3 separate regions of the Homo sapiens genome follow, and all the other regions are linked to region 3. The links are chromatin loops, found by intact Hi-C in ENCODE. Cell type or tissue: heart left ventricle. All regions are shown on one strand.

Evidence for each region. A loop is a pair of places that touch in the nucleus more often than their neighbours do. Peaks named below come from ENCODE experiments on the same cell type or tissue, not always from the same donor. Only the 100,000 strongest peaks of a DNase experiment are listed, where the experiment ranks them.
Region 1: a loop joins it to region 3, with 2.9 times the contacts of the local background. A loop is called at or near these places in 7 of 110 quality-filtered maps.
Region 2: a loop joins it to region 3, with 4 times the contacts of the local background. A loop is called at or near these places in 27 of 110 quality-filtered maps.

Annotation. Positions count from the first base shown.
Region 1 is chr6:105,271,094-105,273,593 of GRCh38, reverse strand. It overlaps PREP (prolyl endopeptidase), which reads left to right. Exons shown (of 15, transcript NM_002726.5): 15 at 1-376. Among named protein-coding and RNA genes, the nearest start is that of PREP-AS1, 6.7 kb to the left of the region's middle. In heart left ventricle, no CTCF peak of the experiment used is centred here; no DNase peak of the experiment used is centred here; H3K27ac peaks cover 884 bases.
Region 2 is chr6:105,358,305-105,360,804 of GRCh38, reverse strand. The region is part of intron 6 of PREP (prolyl endopeptidase); the gene reads left to right. Among named protein-coding and RNA genes, the nearest start is that of PREP, 44 kb to the left of the region's middle. RefSeq lists an enhancer at 622-811. In heart left ventricle, a CTCF peak has its summit at 1,172 (motif pointing right); no DNase peak of the experiment used is centred here.
Region 3 is chr6:105,133,925-105,136,424 of GRCh38, reverse strand. The region is part of intron 1 of POPDC1 (popeye domain cAMP effector 1); the gene reads left to right. Among named protein-coding and RNA genes, the nearest start is that of POPDC1, 2.0 kb to the left of the region's middle. In heart left ventricle, CTCF peaks have their summits at 1,073 and 1,273 (motif pointing left); no DNase peak of the experiment used is centred here; H3K4me3 peaks cover 1,606 bases; H3K27ac peaks cover 1,582 bases.

The DNA of each region.
Region 1 (2,500 bases), 140 kb before region 3:
CATCACAAAAATCACTGACATGCCATATCATGGATGAATCTCAAAAACATTATAAGTGAAAGAAGCCAGACACAAATGACTGGGTATAGTCTGATTAAGTGAAATATCCTGAAAAGGCAGTTCTATAAAGATAGAATGTAGATTAGTGGGTACCTGGAGTTGGTGGTGAAGATGGTAATTAACTACTTGGGCATAAAGGATCTAACCGGGATGACAAAAATGTTCTAAAACTGGATTTCAGTAACGGTTGCACAACCTGGTAAATGTATTAAAAAGTCATTGAATTGTACACTTGAAATGTATGAATTTTATGGTTTGTAAATCATAATGTTATCGAAATAATCTCTGGTAGTGAAATAAAGAGAAAAAAGAGCAATGACCCTTTCTGGATGAGTGCCATCCAGGAATAGCCACCTGGAGAACTGCAGAGTCAAGTAAGAAAGGCAGGTGACCAGGGGCAACTGAGATAAAAGCTTGCATATCAGGCTTAGGCAAAGAGGATGAGGGCTATTTTGAGCAGCCGTCTTTAGGTCAGGGTTCACATTTGCAGGCAAAACTGTCCCTCTCTCTCTCTGAGTTTGCTCCTGTAGATCAAATATCAGGCCGGCTGATAGGGTGTCCTGAGAATATGCCCTGCATCCACCTTACAGGCTTTGCTCTGCTCAGGAGCTCAGGGCCTCCTGCAGCCACGTGACCGCAGCACTGAGAAGCAGGCAGGGGGAGGCACGGGCAAGGAGGGTTCGTTCAATGCCAAGTAAGTGACTAAGGAAGCTCTTGTTTACTGTGCAAGAGAAAATGACTTGGTGGCCATTTGTGGAGGTTATTAATGCCAAATAATCTAGAAATTATAAACAAAATATCATAATGGTAATATATGATTTAGAAACTGATTTACATCTAATTGACACAATATTATAGTGTCTTCCAGTTCCAAAGTATGAAAGGCTTTGAGAAACATCAGAGGAAAGAGCTTCCAGTCACCTCTATGGAGAGTCAAACTGAGGTTAACCTGAAAACCAAATCAGCATCAAAACATAACCACCCTAAAACTCCAGAGAAAATGATGGAAGTTAATACAGGTAGCACTGAGTTATTTCCCCAGGACATTCAGGTGTTGGCGCTGTGATTGGCATTTTTCCAGAGGACCAGGTTGCCTGCAACCTCAGGCCCCAGAAGATGCAGGAACCTGAACACCAGGGCCACCCCCTGCTCTGTCACTACTCTGGTCTTGCCTTGGAGTGTGAAATGCTGCAATTCATCCAAGATACAGTCATGCAGCATATAACATTTCTGCATATGACTGCATGTATAATGATAGTCCCATAAGATTATAACAAGCTGAAAAATTCCTATCACCTAATGACATCATAGCCACCATCATGTCGCAGTGCAACACACATGTGTTTGTGGTGATACTGTTGTAAACAGACCTACTGCAGTGCCGGTCATATAAAAGTCTAGCACATACAAGTATGTACAGTACCTAATACTTGATCATAACAGCTGTTCCTAGTTTACGTGTTCACTATATTATAGTTTTTTATCATTTTGAAGTATACTCCTAAAAACAAAAAAAGGCTACCCTGTAAGACAGTCTCAGGCAAGTCCTTCAGGAGGTTTTCCAGAAGTAGTCACTGTTATAGGAGATCACAGCTCCATGAGCGTTACTGGCCCTGAAGACCTTGGAAGGATGTGAAGTGGAAGACAATGAGCAATATTGATGATCCTAACCCTGTGTAGGCCTAGGCTAAAGTGTGTGTTTGTGTCTTAGTTAACAAAAAAAGTTTAAAAAAATATATATACATGAAAAAAGAATAGTTTTGTATAGCTGTACAATATATGTGTTTTAAACTAAGTGTTATTATTTATTTATTTATTTATTTATTTATTTAGACAGAGTTTCCCTCTTGTCACCCAGGCTGGAGTGCAGTGGTGTGATCTCAGCTCACTGCAACCTCCACCTCCTGGGTTCCAGCGATTCTCCTGCCTCAGCCTCCCGAGTAGCTGGGATTACAGGCGCCCACCACCACACCCAGGTAATTTTTATATTTTTAGTAGAGACAGGGTTACACCATATTGACCAGGTTGGTCTCGAACTCCTGACCTCAGGTGATCCACGCCCCTCGGCCTCCGAAAGTGCTAGGATTGCAGGCACGAGCCACCGCGCACCAGCCAAGGTTATGCAGTTTTAGCAAGAATACCCCAGATGTGACATTGTGCTCTTCTCAGTGCATCCTATTGGGGGCACATGGTGTTCATATGTCTTATTCCTGGTGACATCAATTTGGATCACTTGGTTAAGGTGGTGTCTGCCTAGTCTCTCTACTGTAAAGTGACTATTTTTCCCTCTTAAAGATTACCTTAAAATTTAAGGTAAGTTGTATTTTTTGTCTTAATTCAGATGCATATTTAAATACCACTTTTGGAAAAATATTTCAGACAAATTATAATAAAAATTTATATAAATAAGGTTCCTGTGTGTCCTGTCTCAAATAGTTGT
Region 2 (2,500 bases), 220 kb before region 3:
AAAAACATTTATTTGGGACTAGATTCCCTTAAAAAGACTCCAGTTGCTACTTGTCCCTCTAAATTCTGTGATTTTTATAGGAGTTATTTTCCTGAATATGCTAAGTTGTCCGAATTACACGTTTATCAGACAAGTACATGTGAACCTAATAGAGTTAAGTATAAAATATGTATTTTATACATATACTCTAACAATTTGAACTATGTCTAGTGAGAGTTTTCTTGGACTTCCTTAGTGTAGCCTAGAACCACAGTATACACAGTAGAATTGTTAATGGATTAATGTGGCTTCTTTAATGAAACTATAAAATACAATACCCCCATACCTTATGTCCTACCTTTTGATAAATGTAAGTTAGAATGATAGCTGTTACTGGGTTTCGTCTTCAAAAGTAGAAGCCAAGACTTAAAAAGGTTTCCTCAGGCTAGCATAAAATATGCCAGGGTAAGAAATCACCAAGATGGAAGGGGAACACTTCTTTCCCCATTTTTCTGACCTCCCTGCCAAGGAATTTCATTGAATCTTGGTTTCTCAATGACTAGAAATGAGAGAGGTTGGGAGTTCACAGATTAGCTGACTCACAGCACAAAGCCACATTCTTAAGTGTGTACTTATTCAGCACTAAAGTTGAGATCTCGGTTCTCCATCTGTTGACTCTTGTTCTGTTTCTAGTTGATTCAGACCTGAGGCGGAGAGAAGTGAACTGTTTGTTGGGCCTGGCGAGGACACTGAGTGGAAGAACAGTGGCCGTGGGCTGTGTTGTACACACTGCATATTTACAGGATATTAGCGATGCCTTACATGCTGTCACAGATCAGTTTCCCTGGGAAGCAGACTCTGAGATAGAAATTTGTGTGCTAGAAGTTTGATGGGAGAGCTTTCAAAATCTCTGCCTGTGTGACGAACGATCGCAGCAGAGGGAGAACTTCAGCTGTGATGCAATCATCACAGAGGTGTCAGACAATCCTACAGGAACCCTCAAGCTAGGTGAGCCCTTCAGCATTGTCCTAACAGGAGGGAGAGGGGTCCAGGCCTTTATAAACCTACATTAACCAGTTGTCATATGTGGATGAACCCAAAAGAATGCATGACCTTGGGAGAGGTGCCATCTTCAACTTGAGGATGAGACCTGGAGAGATTCTCGTCTGAGAGCTGTCTGCTCCCAACACCCATCAGCTGGGAGATGAGGGCTTCAGCCCTAGAGGGCAGCCCAGCACAGCACCCACTACACATGCTGATGTCTGTCAGTGAGATATACACTTGAGAATGAATGTACGTACTTGAATATATGTTAAACATAGCTCTCTGTACCAGATAACATAAACCAGTGTAGCCTTTGAGTTTTAAGCATGGACAATTTCAAGAAACTAGGGGAATTCTACTTCTTTAATCATCATTTAGGAGTCATCACTTCCCAAAAGCCTTCTCAGAACTCATTTTTCCGTCCAGCTCACCACCCTGTAGATGCCCCTCTCTGGCACTCACATCATACATTGTACTTCTTGCTATTAATGTTCTACAACATGGCCTTTTCTGTGTGTGTCTGTATCCTTTAGTGTATCTGTCTCTCCCACCTGAGCATGAGTTCTTGAAGGTTCTAGCCTATTGATCTGTGTGTGCCTGAGCCTGATTCAGCAGCCAGCACTTGGTAGACTCTTGATAAATCTTGGGGGAATACACACCCCAGCTGTGGCTGCCCTGAATAGTGGACTGCAGTGGTTGATGGCACGTGTTAAATTGTGTCTTTGTTATGGGAGGTGAGAATTTGGCTGGGGACAGGAAGTTGACCGAAATTTTCCTATTAAGATCAGCCACTTCTGGTGATAGTAGCTTTGTCCAACCTCATCCACCTGGGCACAGGAATACACTTTTATGAAAAGGCTTTTGCCCTTGAGCCTGTGGTAGTTGACTCTTTTGGAGAACTGGGCTGGACCACCCAGAAGATCCATTTTACAATGACGAATGGCATAACCAAGTACCCTTAACCAAAGCAAGCTGAGTGACTTCCCCCTTTCATTGACGACCTTGATTCCACTCTGGTGGAAAGAGAAGTTAAATTCGAGGAAACTTTGCCAAGAAAGAGTAGCCAAGGCAAGGGGGAAGAGTGAATTACTCCCTGAAGCCTGGAGGTGAGTGCTCCTCCCACCTTCAGGAGACATGTCTTTCTGCCAGCCACCAGAGAAGAAGCATGGGGGTGTGGCTTTTGGCTGTTTTTTTAATAACCTCCCAGGTTTTGTCTGCTTATAGAAAATGAAAGGCTTAGTACCAGTGAATGACCAAATGTTATTTAGCCCATCTGTAGAATACCACACTCTCTCTACATCTAGATTTTTTCCTCTTTCCAAATATATTTATCAATACAGATGTTAGTACTTTCTTCTCTTTTAATATTTTCTAATTATATTTAATCAGTACTCTAAATATAATTCAACAGGTGACTTTGCAGAAGTAGACTGTCAGAGTAACCTACATATTAAAAATTGACAGTAATAAAAATGGT
Region 3 (2,500 bases):
GTCCCGAGAGCGCCTGGCCGAGGAGGACCGTTGCCACGGACCCTCCTCCTTTAAGGAGCGAGGTCAGAGGGCCCCGGGAGAGCGCCGATGGCTGGGGACCCGAGGTCCGCGCCACCCACCCGCAACCTCCTTCCCCGAGCCTTTGGGAACGGGTTGTTGGCCAGACAAGTCCCAGAAACTGCCTGCTTTGAAGCATGAATAAGTGCGAAAAGACTCTTAGCAATGTAATGCCATTTGCCATTCGGGAGATGTGCGAAGATTCAGTTAGAATTACAGAATGAATTAACTCGACTAGCAAGACGCTCGTTTGCAGTTATCTTTTTCATTTTTTTAGTTTGGTAGAGGTTTAATGTTAGTTTCAGCATTTAGCTATTTAGCCCTACAATCACCTATTTGAAAAACGATAAACAAAACTTTACTAGTATAGGTAATTTAAGGACTTCAACTTTGATGATCTGATGAGGGAAAAATAATTTCTCTTGATTTAGTCAAAATTAATCTGAAAAGTTTACCAATTTAGCAGTCTAACCTTTCTCTTTCCACCTATTCTCTGTATAAGAATTGTTAAGTGTAAGCCACTTAACGATTAAGTGGTAATCAAAGTAAACTGATCTGATCAATATTTTCGACAATAGGTAACTGGCATTTCACAATAGACAATTATATAGATATATAGATACATATATCTATATATATCTCTCTCTCTCTTTAATAAGGTGTCGTGCGTCAAAACATGTTTAGGATGACCGTACCTTCTAAAAACTGCTAATAATATTTTCTGGTTCTTGGGTCATAATAGTAGTTTTCCTGTCATTTTTCTTGGACCAGAAATTGGTACTTTTAGTGTCACTTTAAGAACTTGTAAAAGCCTGATATTGAATTATAGTGGATTAATAGGCAATACAGGTGAAATTGGGTGAACTCGAGGGGCAACATGTATTGATTGATTGATTATGTAAATGTGTATTATAGAACCATAGGCTATTAAAGTTTTCCCTATTCCAAGGAAGAAACAGACCCGAGGAGCAGAAGTGGCTTTCCCTGGCTTATGTAGCACCCTGGTGGCTTGTGGTGTAGAACCTCACTCAACCTCAGGAAGGCTAGGCACTCCTCTGGCTTTATTACTGAGATCTGGGGAGACGGAACAGTGATTTCTGAAAGTGTTTATCAGGTTGACGTTCCTTCAGAGTGGCTTTCATCCCTGTCTCAGTGGCCTTCTCTACAGAGGCTAGGCCTTGGAAGTACATAGATGAATAAACATTGTCCCTGCCTCCTAGAGGACAAACAGGACAATGGGAGTGTAGGTACATTCTACAGTGCTGTCGAAATGATAGTTATTATTAACCTATGTAATGCTAGGGTAGGTGATGTTGGGTTATGAGTGATAGAGGATACCTCATATCATTCTCTGTCCTGCAGAAGTTACGAGATTCATTCTCGTTTGGCCTTGAAAAGCAAATTTTGTATAAATGGAGTTATTAAAATAATGATCTTCCCCCCCGCCATCCTGATAGGCTTATATATTTGCTGATTTCAGACATTTGGAAAATAGGTGAATTTTTGTTTCTTTCCTTTTTGTAGCAAATCAATATCTAAGTCAACTATTACTATTAATATTTATGAGCTATTTCAGAATTATGTAAAAAGATCTTCAGTTGACTTGATCATTTCATTCACAATTTGTAAATTGGTGTGCTTGTTTTTTATCATCTTTAAGCTGTGGAATTCTTTCACATTTGTCTGTTAACATCCTTTCAAAATACCCATTTTGTACCAATTAATTATTCTACTACCTAAAACCTTTAGTATGTTAAGAACAAGCAGTAGAAGAGTAAGATTAATTGCATGACCTTATTTTGAAAGAAATACATATTTCTAAATTTAAATGTATTTAGGGTCCCCATTTGGAATTTTGCTGAAACAGAATAATTCATATAATCTGTAAACCTACATAGTGTTTGGCAAGGACCAAATTTGTGCAATTAATAATAGAGTGTTTTTTAAGGACCGGAGACCGAAGACAGGTAACATAGGAAATGGTTTTATATAAGCATGTGTAAAATGTATATTCTTTAAATGTACTTGCTATGGATTTTCATATGTATAAGTAAACTGGAAGTTTACTACTTTTAAATTTGTGATATGCTACCAGGTAGAATTATTATGGGAAATAAAGTAGAGATTTAAATAAGACAATAAAAGTTTCATGTTGTATCTCTCTGTGTATATATAAATGTTTATATGGCTATATATTATTTGCATATATGATAATGTATTATGTATGTATGATACAGTGATTTAATGGTGGTATAAAAATAGAGCCTTCTAAATATCCTAAGCCTTCAAATAGATGTGAGGGTATTCATATTTTTTAAGTATTCAAATAATTAGTTTTCTAGTTATTTTTCCTGTGTTTGGATTCAGTCACCAGTGGGAATTTGATGGAAGACTAGACTAAATAACTTTGTAATTACCATGGTTTATGAACATTGGTGATTAT